Linked DNA regions of Homo sapiens: regions 1 and 2 are each linked to region 3. The links are chromatin contacts, found by Hi-C or POLR2A ChIA-PET in ENCODE. All regions are on one chromosome and are shown on one strand. The core of a region is the stretch at or near the end of the contact, and the rest is flanking DNA. Distances in the headings are between cores, read along the strand shown. Region 1 has its middle 55 kb from the start of SAMD13. Region 2 has its middle 36 kb from the start of DNASE2B. Region 3 has its middle 32 kb from the start of DNASE2B.

Region 1 (4,636 bases), core at 33-2,532, 120 kb after region 3:
CGATATCGGCTCACTGCAACCTCCGCCTCCCGGGTTCAAGTGATTCTCCTGTCTCAGCCTCCTGAGTAGCTGGGATTACAGGCATCCACCCCCAGGCCCAGCTAATTTTTGTGGTTTTAGTAGAGACGGAGTTTCACCACGTTGGTTAGGCTGGTCCATTTTGCTGGTGAGAAGAGTCCATAGAGATTAAGTAACTCTTCCACAGACACACAGTTGGTGTTCATGTACAATTTGAACCCAGTTAGTTTGGCTTCATAATCTTTGCAATTAATTAACCACTATGCTGCTACATATATGTATATCCTTAAATATTATAGTAATAATAATAGTCTTATTTCATAAGAAATCAAACTTTACATAAACTGTATATTTAGAAAATTTTCTGCAATTATCTTTTTTCCATTCAGCATTATACTTCTGAAGTTTATCCATATTGATGTTTGTAGGTCTAATTCATTATTTTCTCACCTGTATATAATTTAATCATGTAAATTTACCTCTACTTATTTATTCATTTTCATTTCCATGGCTACTTAGATTGCTTCCAATTTTTTGCTACTACAAATAATTTTGCAAAGAACATTTTAAATACCTATCTCCTAGTAGACAAATGAGTTTTCCTAGGCTATATTTCTATAAGTGAAACATGTGGTCACAGGACATGTGCTTAGGCAATGTTATTAATACTAGATTTTGCCAAGTTTTCCTTTTAAAATGGTTGACCAATTTACATTTCCAATGCAGCGTATGAGAGCTTTTTTTGATTGCTCCACGTCTTTGCTATAGTTATATCATTAGGCTGTTCAGTTTTTGCCCAGCTGATGTGTACACAACAGAATTTTACTGTCATTTTACCCATTACATGCTTAACAGTTCGGCATATCTGTTCCACTTATCTATTGCTGCCTAGCAAATTACTCTAAACTTTAGCCTCTTAAAACAATCAGTTTTTGATGTTTAGAAATTTCATGGATCGCAAATTTAAACAGGTAACAAAAGAAATGGCTTATCTCTGCCCCAGGATGCCTGAGGCCTCAGCTGGGATCACTGACCACTGGGGGTGACTCAACGGATGGGGCTGGTATCATCTGGAGGAATCTTTACATATGCTGGCCATTGGTTCAGATTTCACATGAAGATACTACTGCTGTGAATACTATGTACGGCTTCTACGTTTGGCCTGGGCTTTCTCACAGCATTGTGCTTCACGATAGTTGAACTTCTTTCAGTTTTAGTATATGTGCTGCTGACGTAAGCACGATAGTTGAACTTCTTGTATGGTGACTCAGATCTCCGAATTAGAGTATCTCAGTAAACAAGGTTGAAGCTGTATTATTCTTTTATGACCCAGCTTTTATAAGTCACACTATTGCTTCTCCTGCACTATATGGGTTAGAAGTAAGTCAACAAGGTAAGCACACGTTCAAAGGGAGGGAAAATAGGAGAAATGTCCCCTCTTCTCAATAGGAGGAATGTCAAAGAATCTGCAAACAAGTTTAGAACTGCCATAATGTCCCACAAGTGTTTAGTCATTTTCCCTAAAATAACATTCACTTAACAAAGTATAGTTTGTTTTGAATAATATTTCACATTAATTACGTTATTGTTAAATGTCTTATTGTTAAAAAGTCTTCAAAATTTTTATTAAAAGATAAAAGTGGTGATGAATATAATGAAATTGATACTTTTAACTCATAATAATTTTTAAATCCTAAATTGTGAAGCTGATTCTATTGAGAATATTAATTTTGAATCTATGTATTAGGAGAAACAAATCTTTGAGTTTCATGATTTCTCACAAGTGGTAGAAAAATAAAAGTGGGAGGAGGAGGAAAAAGTCATAAATATTTGAGAGCAAGATCTTGTAGGATTGGGCAATTATTTGCTTCTCATCCATCATGTTGTTTATTAGGATAATTTCTTAACAAGTGGTATGGTATCAGTGAAATGTTACATCTATCACCCTCATCAACCCATAAAGTTTTCCCAAAACAACAGGAAATAATTATTTTATTTTAAAATAATTATTTTCTATACAAAATTGTTGGGTTTTATTTTTAAAGGTGAAGAAGAGATTTTAGTGAACATCGGCTATTTTCTTGTCTGACCAGCACATCTTTCTTTGGAGGACTACCCCTCTCCCAATGCACATAATTCTGATGAGGCTTTCAATCATGTATTTCTCTTTGTCCAGCCACAGAAGCAGGCTCTGACCCAGGCTGGACAATCAGAGTCCCTTTTCGGGCTTGATATAGTGCAGGAGACTTCCTTCTCCTTTAACTGGGACCAAAACTCTTTTGAAAGTGTGAGTCTGGAGTAGCTGGTGGTTTCATTTTCTGCCCCATGGAGAGTGCTTATTGAGGATGAAGTCAATTCTGAGGAAAGCATGGCCCAGAGGTGGAGAGAGAAAGGCAGAGTTCTGATTATATCTTCTGATCTTTTAGATCTTATTGGACAGAAGTCCCTCCTCAGCCTTCCTGGTTATGAGAGTCAGCTGCTGTTCTGTTTTTGCAAAAACGACTTTTCATTGTGTGGTCCGCCACTTGCTAGGGAGAGTGTGTTTGATCACTATCAATTCCAGAAGTACAAAAGCACGATTCAAAGTCTAACTCCTTAGCAAAAATCAGTACTGGACACACTATTATTAGGAAATCTGTAAAACCAGTCCCAAATAACTGACAAGTGATATCTATGGAGGGAAAGCAAAATTAGAAAAAGCTTATCAGTGGCATATAATCTAGAGCAATGTATTTTTACCTTAAAGCTAGGTAAGATGGCTGATGAGTAGATTCTGAATTGGATTTTAGGAGCTGGTGATATATGAAGGAAAAACACTCAGCAGCTTTTTATCACATGGAAAAAAACTTCTGTTTGGTTAGTGATTATTTTCTGAACCATGGTATAAACAGGAATAAGGTTATCAACAGATAAGTAAGTGACAAAGAAGGACATTGCTACTTGAATAAAAGAGGCTTTTTTTTGGATGTCCAATTAACCACATGATTTATTGACAGAAAACAGTCCAACTCAGCCATGTGCTTCCTGACTTTGACTCACTATTTAAAAAATAGTAAAAACTTTAATAAAAAGTTGGTTGTGTTGATTACGTGTTTTTAGCATATTGTGGTGAAGAAATTGGCAGTGAAGATAAGAGGGTTTTTTTTTTCCCTCACATGACGGTGGTCTGGCTGTTAAAAGAAAGGGTTCTCACGAGTTTGAGATATGAAGAATGAGAGGAAACATTTCTTCATGGCAATAATAATGCTAGAGAAGCCATTTTAGTGACATCTGGTGGCTTGCACAAAAGCATATTGATGATGTAGTATCACATTTTCCATCTTGAAATTAAAGGATCAGGCTGGGTGCGGTGGCTCACGCTTGCAACCTTAGCATTTAGGGACGCTGAGGAGGATGGATCACCTGAGGTCAGGAGTTCGAAACCAGCCTGGCCAACATGGTGAAACCCCATCTCTATTAAAAATACAAAAAAATTAGCCAGGAGTGTTGGCATATGCCTGTAATCCCAGCTACTTGGGAGGCTGAGGCAGGAGAATCAATTGATCCTGGGAGTACGAGGTTGCAGTGAGCCGAAATTGTACCACTGCACTCCAGCCTGGGTGACAGAGCGAGACTCTGTCTCAAAAAAAAAAAAAAAAAAAAAAAAAGAAATTAAAGAATCAAGATTTCTTAAGACTGAACTCTGGTGAAAATGGCTTGTTAAGAGTAGGACTCTTACAAGATTGATGATCTAAAAAAAATGTATTAAATCAATGCTCTGTTATTGGGCGTGTTTATTTTTATCTTTGATTAATTACTTTATCATTACAAAGAATGCAAACAACTCAACAAGGTATAAGGGAAGAATTAGGAAATAACCTCAAATCTCATACCATTGATAACATTATTACACTATTCTCGGTGCACATATTGAGACAGAAGGGTAGAGAGGTAGAGAGGTACCTAACTAGATAGCACTAATTTTTTTTTTTTTTCCAGGAGGCCAGGAAATATTTTATTGACAACCAGGGACACAGCCATAAGAGAGAGAAGCACACAGGACTCCAAACTAACATCCAATAGTCAGCAAGGGCCCTCTGGGCCAGGAATACTGAATCCTGGTGTCCTCACAGTCTCCCACCAGTAGACATACATTACTGGGCATCCAAGGGAGGGGGCAGTGGCTCTGGTGTCCCAGAGAGTGAGAGGATATATGATGCCTCATTACGAGCGACAGGGTAGGGAGGTAAAATGGAGGGTCCATCACTGCCTAAGACCACCTCCTCCTCTCAGAGCCAACACCAGGTGAAGGACTGAACCACCTAAAATCTTGTAATCAGCTGCTGTCTTCTCATCATTCATGTTTGCCACTGTAGATGAGCCTCTGCTGTTGTGGAGGGATTCCCTCTTTCTCCTCCACATGCTCCTTGATTCACTCCACCTTGTCTGTAGGTTCAATATCAATCTCAGTCTCCTTTCCAGTTAGTGTCTTCACTTTAATTAGCATCTTCTTTCCAGTTTGGGGCTGCACACGGATAAATTGCTGCTCCTACCACTCCGGTCGCCACTGCTGCTCTTCCAGATAGCACTGATTTTATAAAATTGTATTATACTTTTTTTTTTTGAGACAGAGTCTCAC
Region 2 (4,870 bases), core at 2,125-4,624, 68 kb before region 3:
GTTTTACAGCTGGTAATTAAATTTTGCCATCCTGTTAGACCATATATTTTGAGAAGGCAAGGGAATATAGAAGAAAGCATGTGGGCTGTCAAGTCCTTCCTTCCTTCCTCTATTCATTTTTTTTGTCAATAATTTATGATTTATTTTTCTTCCTTCTTCCCTTTCTTTCTTGAAAAATTTTTTAGGCTCCTAAAATGTGCTTGGCATTGTTTGCTGCTAAGGACACAAGACTGAACTACACAGTATGGAGCTTACAGCCTGGGGAACATTATCATTCTACCTTTGTCATTTACTAGCTGAGTGACCTTGGGAAAAGAATAACTTAATCTTTCTGAGCTTCAGTTTCATCTTCTGTAAAATGGGAATAATACTGACTTCTCACGTGGGGGCAACAAATAAATGAGAATTGAATGAGTTAATGTGCCGATTACTCCCACAGTATGCCAGGTACATAGTAGGGGCTTAAAAAATTGGAGCCTATTCCCCTCTTACAGTCATTGTAACCTGATATTTAGGTTCATCTTCCCACATTCTACAAGGGTTAGGGCATCAGGCTCTTTATTCACTCTGCCTCAGAGTGCTCCTGAACATCCCCTTCAGCAACCTATAGGCCTTCCTAGCCATCCTGAATTCTCAAAACCCCTTCCAGACTTCAGCTCTTTCAGTCTCCCATTGAATCAGCATTTCAGTCCCTTCAGCCTCTCTGTTCTCTGGATCCCATCTTAGTGTCAAAAACTGTCAACCTCACCCTTCCCCCTTCAGCCCATCCTTTCTCTCCATGATGACTTTATTTCCTTTCATGTTCCTCCTGTATGCCACAGCCAAACATTCACTGCTGCCATCTCACCAGGATACTGCTCTTTTGTCTGCTCCATTGGCCATGGCAATCTATAACTCTGAATCTACCCAATTACTAGTTTTTTTTTTCTCTCACCTTTGGTTTACCTGTTGCTGCTGGAGAAAAGTGCTCAACCACACCAATGTTCATCTCTTTTAGTTTTATATTTCTTGTTTTACTGTTCCCTTTATACTGCCTCGAGAAGCTTTTACACATTTTTAGTTGGTTTGATCTTCCTTTCCTTCAATAACAACTGCTGTAGCATGCAATCTTTGTCTCTCTTTGCCCTCATCTCCATGCTATCTTCCTAAAATCATCCTCCACCATTCAAAAGTCACGTGTACCTCCTTTCCTACTTCCTAGTTGTCCAAGAAGAAAATGTATTCTTACTCTTTTCCAAACTCAATTAGTGCTCTTGTTCCTTTCCTCCCTCCCAGCTTCTCTTGAATCTGGTAGAACCAATAATTTCTTCTCTTGTTTGTCTCTCCCTCTTCATTGGCTCTTCCTCATTAACCTTCAAACATGTTCAAGTCAGTCAGTCTCTCATCGGGGTGCTACCTTGCTTCTCTTGATTATTGCCAAATGTCTTCATTGTGTCGTTTGTCCTCATTACTTTCACTTTCTCATTTATCATTTAAAGAGCCACTAAAATTGGGCTTTCACCCAATTTTCACACTACCATACTGAAACTCTCTTGGGGTGACCAGGGTCCTCTTAACAAAGCCAGTGGTTTCTTGAAGTTCTCATCCTTCTTGGCATGTCTTTGGTTTTTAACACTGTTGACTTCTTTCTTGAAATTTTCTTCTCCTTTGACTTCAATCCAATAATAATTTCTCTTAGTTTTTCTCCAAAATCTCTAAGCTTTCTGTTTCACTTTTCCATTAATGGTTCCTCTTCTGCCTATTCTTCAAGTGCTGGTGATGTTCCCCAAGTTTCTATGCTCAATCGTCTTTTCATTTTCTACATTCTTTCTTAGGATGATCTCATGCATACTCATGATTTCAACTGTAACATATAGGTTGATGACTTAAAAATTGGTAACTCCATGCCCCAGTCTTTCTCCTGAACTCTACTCCCTCTGCTAATAGCTAACTGGATAAATTGCAGGCACCTCACATTCGGTGGGGCTCACCTGCCCCACCACAAGCTGACCAGGCCACTCCTACCACTTCTCAGCTTTAATGTTAGATGCATTCAATAAAACCTGAGGTGCAAGACACTTAAGACCTCTGTGGAATTCTCTCTCTTTCTCCTTTTCCTTCATTACAAGTAACTAGTGCTTAGTAAAAGTCACTAGTTAATATTATAAGCAATTTCCTGTCCTGGGCCTTTACAAAAATTCAGTGGCATCCCAAAATAATTAGTAAGGTGAGAAGGATCTGAGTCACCAGGCCCACCCTGAGTTAGAAAAAACAGGCTGGGCGCGGTGGCTCATGCCTGTAATCTCAGCACTTTGGGAGGCTAAGGTGGGTGGATGACTTGAGGTGAGGAGTTCAAGACAAGCCTGGCCAACGTGGTGAAACCCTGCCTCTACTAAAAATACAAAAATTAGCTGGGCCTGGTGGTGCACACCTGTAGTTCCAGCTACTTGGGAGGCTGAGGCAGGAGAATTGCTTGAACCCGGGAGACTGAGGTTGCAGTAAGCCGAGATCATGCTACCATGCTACTGTACTCCAGCCTGGGCGACAGAGCAAGACTCTTAAAAAAAAAAAAAAAAAAGAGCAGGAGAGAGAGAAGAAACAAAGACAACCTCAAGCAGTGGCACATGGTCAGAATTTGCTTTTTGTCTCATATGTAGCAGGAAAGAACATTTCAGGCATCATTTCAGTAAGTTTCTGATATTCTTGCAATGCAATACAGTTTTGCAGGTAAAGCCCAAAGTTATTTGCTAAAGATGTCTAATTGCCCTTTTCATTTTGTTTTAAACTGAAAAAAAGCAAAACAAAGCAAAACAAGAAAACAATATCCTGGACTTCTTGGTCAGCAGGGGGAGCACTATCACTTTGCTCCGGGAAGATTTTCACCAAGGCAACAACTGTCTTTTAATATAGACCACATCCTAGCAACGAGGAGGAAAAAAATAATGACACGATCGATACATTTGCTCCCTGGTGGTTGCAATTTTTAAACACAGCTTTTTTTTTTTAGCCTTTGTATTTGAAAAATGTTTGCTTAGGAAGGGGTCATCAGCTATCTTTTTTTTTTTTTTTCTGTCCTGCCTTTTAGTCACTTTCTAATTTGAGAGAAAGGTATTTAATTCAGAAGACAGGGTTTTAAATGTGTCGTGGAGGCTGGTGTTACAGCACCTGGTTAGTATATGGGCTATGTCTGTGTGACACAGAAATAAAGACACTGATTTGCTCATTTTATTTAAACTAGTCAATACAGTGAGAGAAATCAGTCAAACTGGATTTCTGTCTAAAGTGACCTTTTGTTTGAGTGAATTGATTCAAGGAAATTGAAATGGGGACATGGTGTCCTTCTCAGACTCAGCTGGAGCAAAGCCTATCAAGCGAGGGTGGCAGCATCGTCAACAGGGAGCATCGGGCAACCGGGCTCTCATCTGGCTTCTGCTCTGTGATCTCGGACAGAACGTTTAACTTAACTCTTTGTACCATGATTTCTTCTCTTATAAACATCTCACACTTTTATGATGAGGAAATTATAAAATGGATTTGGAAGCATCTTGAAATATCAAGAAATGTCTATATAATAATTTACACAAAAGACCTAGCTTAGCTCATATACATTCAGACATATATAAGCTATAGAGGCATATATAGTACATATATACCCTATGTGTACATATGTATATATGTGTGTATGTAGCTAAATCCACATATTTATATATATGTAAGATATATATACACACATATATAAGAGATATTATAATTATACACATAAAGGAGGTGTTTAGGTGAAGACAATTCTTTCTGAAAGTATGACAGTTTATAGTAATTTCCCCACTTACAGAATAATAATAGCTTACAGGCAGAAATAATAAAGAATCCAGGACTCTTTTGATAATCTTTTATTTCCTAAAATTCTTATTTGGTGAAGAGAAGTTTATATCACTTATTTTCCATGAACATTTTAAAAAGAAGGAATTCTAATCTGTAGATGCTGCTTTAACTAAAGCTATCCTTATCTAATAATATACCTGATTAAATACTCTGCCAGAGTATTTTTCTTTCATCTCCTTTGTACCCTGAATGGAAGCATTGCATCAAAATATTTCTACAAGCATTTTAAGAGAAATAGATGAATAAGGGGAAATCTAGTTGGCACCAAAGAAACATGCATTTTATTCACTCAGGATCTAAAATGGCTGACTCGTTCTTTTTAAGTAAATCTTTCTCTTTTTCCAAATGACAACAAATAATTTAACATGTGACATTAGGCCTTTTTTTTAAGTAATGAATTTTTAATAAACAAATGGAATGGCTTTCATTTTTAATAATATATTATTCCATTATAAAGTGCAATTTGATCTATTTGATCTGTGGCTAGTTAACTCAGAGGTTAAGAGTGAGGTGCTAATGAATTCCAAGTAATAAGTTTAATTCCTGTGAGGTTCAGGGTTACTCGATACTATGGCTACAGACATATCCCTAATCCTAAATAATCATCCATCTTAAAAATTATTATTGCTATCCAAATCTGAGACCACGCAATGTAATGTCAGGTAAATAAGGCAAAACTATTTCTACCGTTAAGAGGCAACCAAGTCCATCTGCCCACTTGTAAGTGTTTTCAGTATCATCTTGGGATAGCTCCTTCATAATTATATTTTATATTTTTGGAGTACTTAGGAAAGGTATAAGTTGGGGAATTCCAGGTATTTTAATTAAATCCTACAGGACAACTGTGGTATCATACCTGACAAAAAGCTGAAGTACAGTGAAAAATATCTAGACTGGGAACTAGACATACTGTGTTTGAATCCCAGCTCTTCCATTAATCAGCTTTGAGCACTTAGACAAGTCATTTAACCTTTCCCAGCCTTGATTTCCTCGTGAAAATGAAGACAGA
Region 3 (4,843 bases), core at 2,314-4,813:
AATACAATAGAGAAAAGAGTATTATGAAAGTACAGAGCAAAGCACCTAACTCAGGTAAAGGAGATGGGTTCCGCCAGGTTTTCTAGAGGGAAGGGTGTTTGAGTCTAGAGGTTATCTGAGTTTACTCTCAAGGGTGAGGGAGCAGGGTAGGTATGGAGACAAGAGATAGCATGATACAGTCGTTTACTGTTGAGGGTCTACCACGTGTGACTGAATATATATGAATGAATTATAGTCATTCCATGTGCCTGGAAATGAGGCAGGAACCACAGGAGCCAGTCAAGAGGGCCTTTTTAGGCTTATTTATAGAGTCTGTACCTTATCCTGAAGGCTTCTGGGAGCCACCAAGGGGTTTAAGCTGGATGTTTTGTTTCAGATTTGTACTCTAGAAAAAACACGCTGACAGAAATGTGATGAATGAAAAGGTTGATGGACCATAGGCAAGGAGACATGTTGGGATCTATTTCAGAATCTTGTAAAGAGAGTCTGGGCCATGGTGGGGCTGGAGAGGAGGAGTATCACTCTTAGACCTGGACAAGAGGGACTCTGGCCATGGCTCAGCATTCTACAGGCCCCCTTCAGGCCTTCCTCTGGCTGTGCCTCCCTCCACTAGGTGAAGAATCAGTGGGGCCACAGCAACATACTCTGCAGAGGCCCATGCATTCCCCAGAATTTCCTGTCCAAATAGCCCTGAGACTACTTCGGGAACGTGGGCAAATCTCTTCTCGAGATCTGTCTTCCAGAGGGCGAATCATGCTATTGGTGTTCACCCTTAGGCCTGAGAGTAGGCAAAGGGGCAGATGTTTGCAGGAGGTATGGATGGCACTTGACATGCAAGCTGGAGTGTCTACCCCTGTGAGTCCAAGAGAGAAGGTGGGATGGGCCAGGGGCGAGGGGCTGGCTCTTCCCATGCTGCCATGCCCTGGCATGGTACTCCATGCCAGGCAATGAGGAGAAAAAAAGATTCTATTTTCACTTTCTTCCATCATTCCTACCTTTTGATTAACTAGTCAATTCAGTGGCATAAAATACACACAGGAAAACATGAAAGAGTATTTATGTTTCTAATTGCAATCACAGTTAGAGAATTTTAAATTAATGCTTGGCCTTCCAGGTTGTTATGAAGGGTATATTTGTCAAGTTAGAAGAGTAGAACATATTTCACTTAAAAAAATTTTGGCTTGATTAATAGAACTTTAAAGTTTTTATACCTTTGGTATGTGGGTCTCCAATTATACTCTTACTGCAGGGCCTATAAATGTTAGATACAGGCCTGGAAAGGAAGGAGTGGAATGAGGAGGAATTTAGAAGGTTGACTGACCAGTACCTGGAGGCCAGTTGGATGTTGAAGAGGTCTCCCAGGTTTCTGACCCGAGGAGCCCTTTCTTTTCAGAGAAACAGATTTTGTACACTGAGGGGAGAAGAGCAGACCCACCATCTAATCACAGAACTAGCAGGAGAGAACAGTGTCGGGCAGTGGAGGAACATCAGAGGGTGTCTCCAAGTCAGAGAGAGAACCTGAGTAATGGGTGCGAGGTTAGGGGAGGTGAGGGTAGCTGGAGTGACGGAGATGGAGGCTCGCAGCTCCTAATGTGATGCATACCACTGTGGTTTCCAGATAGAAGATATGGAAATCAGCCTGCCAAACATTCACTACTTCAACATAGACATGTCCAAAATGGGTCTGATCAACAAGGAAGAGGTAAGAGGTAAGAGAACTTTAAATATATTTAAAGCACATCTCTGTCCCACCCCCTTTTGCCCCTTTATGAGCCTGGGATGATAATGTCACTGAATAAAACTCTTAAGCAACTGTTGCTTTGGGGAATATTTATAGTTGCCAGTGATTACAGCCCTCTTCAATTCTGGGCCTTTCAATGCCTGAGGTTGGAGTGCCTTCGAAGTGGATGAGTGATTATAGAAGGTTGGAAGTCCAAGAGAGAAAGACAGAGAAGGAACAGAGTGTGCCCAAGGAAACAGCTTTGAGATCTGCTTCTCTGAAAGTGCCATGCAAGGACACAGCTTCATTATTCTTCCATCATGAGGCAATGAGGAGAAAAAAAGATTCTATTTTCACTTTCTTCCATCATTCCTACCTTTTGATTAACTAGTCAATTCAGTGGCATAAAATACACACAGGAAAACATGGAAGAGTATTTATGTTTCTAATTGCAATTACAGAGGTAAGATGTGGAAATTAATTTTTTGAAAACAACCCTTTGTCTTGGAGAAACACTTCTCCTGTTTTTTTGTTTTTTTGTTTTTTTTTTTTAAGCCATGGCAGAATGTTAAACCACTCAGTGTGTCTGACTAGACAGCCTGAAGTACTGACTGGTGGGTTGGTGTGGTCAGTTCTTGGGAGATCAGAACCATTCTTCCCTCTTGGACCACATTCAAAATAAGATTTCTCAATTTGCTCCAGCTCCCCACACATTCCTATTAACTAGAAAACATTGTTTCGAGTAACTTCTTTTAGTATGTGTTGGGGAGTAAGATAGGGAAGGAGCCATCTATTAGCATGGCTCTGCTCCCATAGACTCATATCCTTTGGCGGATAAGGGATAATGAAGGGGTTAAAGGTCCCACATTCTGCACCTGATGGCCCAGAAGCCTCACAATCCTTCGGGCCAGGTACCTCCTTTCTGTTTTGCAAGTAATGTGAGTGGCCTCTAGCAGGCTTTGACCACCATCAGCTGCAGGTGGAGGCTCGGGAGTCGCATCTGGAAACAAAGGTCATGCTTAGGTGCCTGGCAAAGGTGATCTAGATTCTGAAAACCTCCAGGGATTCAGTTCCAGTTCTCTGGGAAGCAGAGCTGCCCTTACCTTGGTCCCACATGCTGTACATCCAGCCACAAGGAGAGGCAGCAGTATTTACTTTAGAGGAAGGAAAGGACATGGCTACCAGAATGCCATTAATTAGAATCTGAAGCCTTTTTAAAGCCTTCTAACGGGCAGGAGAGCGACCTGAAAGTAATCCTGGCCAAGTCCACCAGAGGCAAAACAAATGGACCCTACATAGAAAAAAGGATCAGGTGTCATGGCTCAAGCAGTGCTTAGCTCAGGACCCCAGGCAGAGAGAGGAGGGCTCCTGAGGGCCCCCGACACCTCAGGTCTGCACTAATCCCAGCATGCTGGGGGGCTGCGCCCACAGGGTTCTTCCCTCTAGGAAGTCAGACTTGCAGCTCCCTCATGGAGCCCAGCTGGGGACTTGGAGTCAGGAAGGCCTAAGTTCCTTTGGGTCAGGGCTCTACATAAAGGCACCTGAGTGGCTGAACAAGCTGTCCTTGCGTCTGTACTTTGAGGATGTCTGGAGCCACTCTTGGACTCTCACCCAGCAGATGTGTACAAAGTGAACATAACACATGAGAAACAGGAAGTTGGACACATTAACACTAGCAGAGAAGTGACAAATGACAGGGTGGGAGGGTGGAAGAACTCTAAAAGCACCGCTATCTGGAGCCATTTAGAATTGAGTGAACAGCCCTGCAGACCTCAGACACTTCTGAGGCCATGGTGATCTTACAGCATTGGACAATGACTCATGGATGAGGTGAGTCACCAAGGAAAGGTCAATTGTGTTCAATACACTGCATTTACAAAGCAGGGATATGGAATGCATCTTAGAAACATTTATATCTCAATGATTAACATTTTTCAAAAGCTTTTAAATTTTCTAGGAAATTGACTCATCTCTCAACTATTGCCAGAATAATAAGGCATTACCATGCTTGAAGTAACTTTAGTGGAGGACATACACATTTTCCTGTTTAGTAAGTTGTTGTTTTTGTTTTTAATATTGAGTCATAGAAAGGAGGAGAGGGCTATTTTAATGTCCTTTAAATTACCATGTGGTTTTTCTACAGGTCTTGCTGCCATTAGACAATCCATATGGAAAAATTACTGGTACAGTCAAGAGGAAGTTGTCTTCAAGACTGTGACATTGTGGCCACCAATAGGAGTCCACTCTCAGCTGAGGAATTCCTTAAGTCATTTGTGATGCTGGAGATGATAGCATGTAGCCATGCAAAATTTCACACTAGTATATTGATTTATAGTGTTCACTTTCCTCCAATATGAAACAGTTTATTTCTTCTACACCTAGCTCAGCAAGGCATTCTGTGGATTACCTTATTAGTAATTATAACAGGCTTTATGGCTATAATTTACTTTAAAAATGCTGAGCAGTATTAGAACAGTTATAAATCAATATTTCTTTTTGGTTATCTTATGCCTTCCTATCTTGGAGAAGCTTTAGAATCAATTCATTAAGAAAATAATCATGAATTAATGAGTGTGTCACATCAATTAATTTGTGCACAGGTTTAAGAAACAAATATTGTTTTCATCCTACTGATGCTTCTAAGTAATGCAGAAAATGAAATAAAATTATATTGAAAAATATCACCATTGTTACTTCATTTGACTGAATATTTGATTTTAAGAATGCTCTAGCATATGTATCATTGATTATTTATTTCCACTCTGATAGTACTTCTGTGATCTTAATGTTTGATTTTAAACTTTTTCAATCCTTAGAGAATATTTAGTACATATGAGGGTACTGAAAAAGAGTAGAAATTTTCTTTGAATAATGCATCCCTTATGTGCACAAAACGTCACATTTAATAAATGTTAAGCCAATATACAGATGGGTGGATGTACATTTAGAAAGAAGACTAGAGAGTATAGATGTGAAAATATCAGCAATGACAATTTCTGGATGATGAGATTATGAGTGATTTTCATTTTTCACCATGTACTTTTCTGAATCTTCCAAATATGAACAATTATTCCTTTTATAGCCAGAGAAACAAATATAGTTGATGATTTAAAGATGTTTACA

Evidence for each region. Hi-C counts contacts between places; a loop is a spot of excess contacts on that map. ChIA-PET counts read pairs that join two places held with the same protein, here RNA polymerase II (POLR2A). Pooled maps may share reads with other maps.
Region 1: a loop to region 3 is called in a map of PC-3, with 8 times the contacts of the local background. The contact joins two enhancer-like sites. A Hi-C loop is called at or near these places in 4 of 168 maps with a recorded cell type or tissue (HCT116, IMR-90, PC-3 and 1 more) and 3 of 50 pooled maps. POLR2A ChIA-PET finds 5 or more read pairs at or near these places in 1 of 52 experiments (Panc1).
Region 2: a loop to region 3 is called in a map of endothelial cell of umbilical vein, with 9 times the contacts of the local background. The contact joins two enhancer-like sites. A Hi-C loop is called at or near these places in 9 of 168 maps with a recorded cell type or tissue (CD14-positive monocyte, Calu3, HCT116 and 6 more) and 4 of 50 pooled maps. POLR2A ChIA-PET finds 5 or more read pairs at or near these places in 3 of 52 experiments (A673, activated CD4-positive, alpha-beta T cell and activated T-cell).

The regions. Positions count from the first base shown.
Region 1 is chr1:84,244,202-84,248,837 of GRCh38, reverse strand. It overlaps the pseudogene NEDD8P1. Among named protein-coding and RNA genes, the nearest start is that of SAMD13, 55 kb to the left of the region's middle. Within about 2 kb of position 1,282, at least 6 of the 41 ENCODE cell types and tissues checked have a DNase peak (open chromatin) inside an H3K27ac peak, as active enhancers do; they include HCT116 and PC-3, where a contact is called at or near this core.
Region 2 is chr1:84,431,940-84,436,809 of GRCh38, reverse strand. No RefSeq gene overlaps it. Among named protein-coding and RNA genes, the nearest start is that of DNASE2B, 36 kb to the right of the region's middle. Within about 2 kb of position 3,374, at least 12 of the 41 ENCODE cell types and tissues checked have a DNase peak (open chromatin) inside an H3K27ac peak, as active enhancers do; they include HCT116, PC-3 and endothelial cell of umbilical vein, where a contact is called at or near this core.
Region 3 is chr1:84,364,516-84,369,358 of GRCh38, reverse strand. It overlaps the pseudogene UOX. Among named protein-coding and RNA genes, the nearest start is that of DNASE2B, 32 kb to the left of the region's middle. RefSeq lists an enhancer at 3,001-4,200. Within about 2 kb of position 3,563, at least 6 of the 41 ENCODE cell types and tissues checked have a DNase peak (open chromatin) inside an H3K27ac peak, as active enhancers do; they include HCT116, PC-3 and endothelial cell of umbilical vein, where a contact is called at or near this core.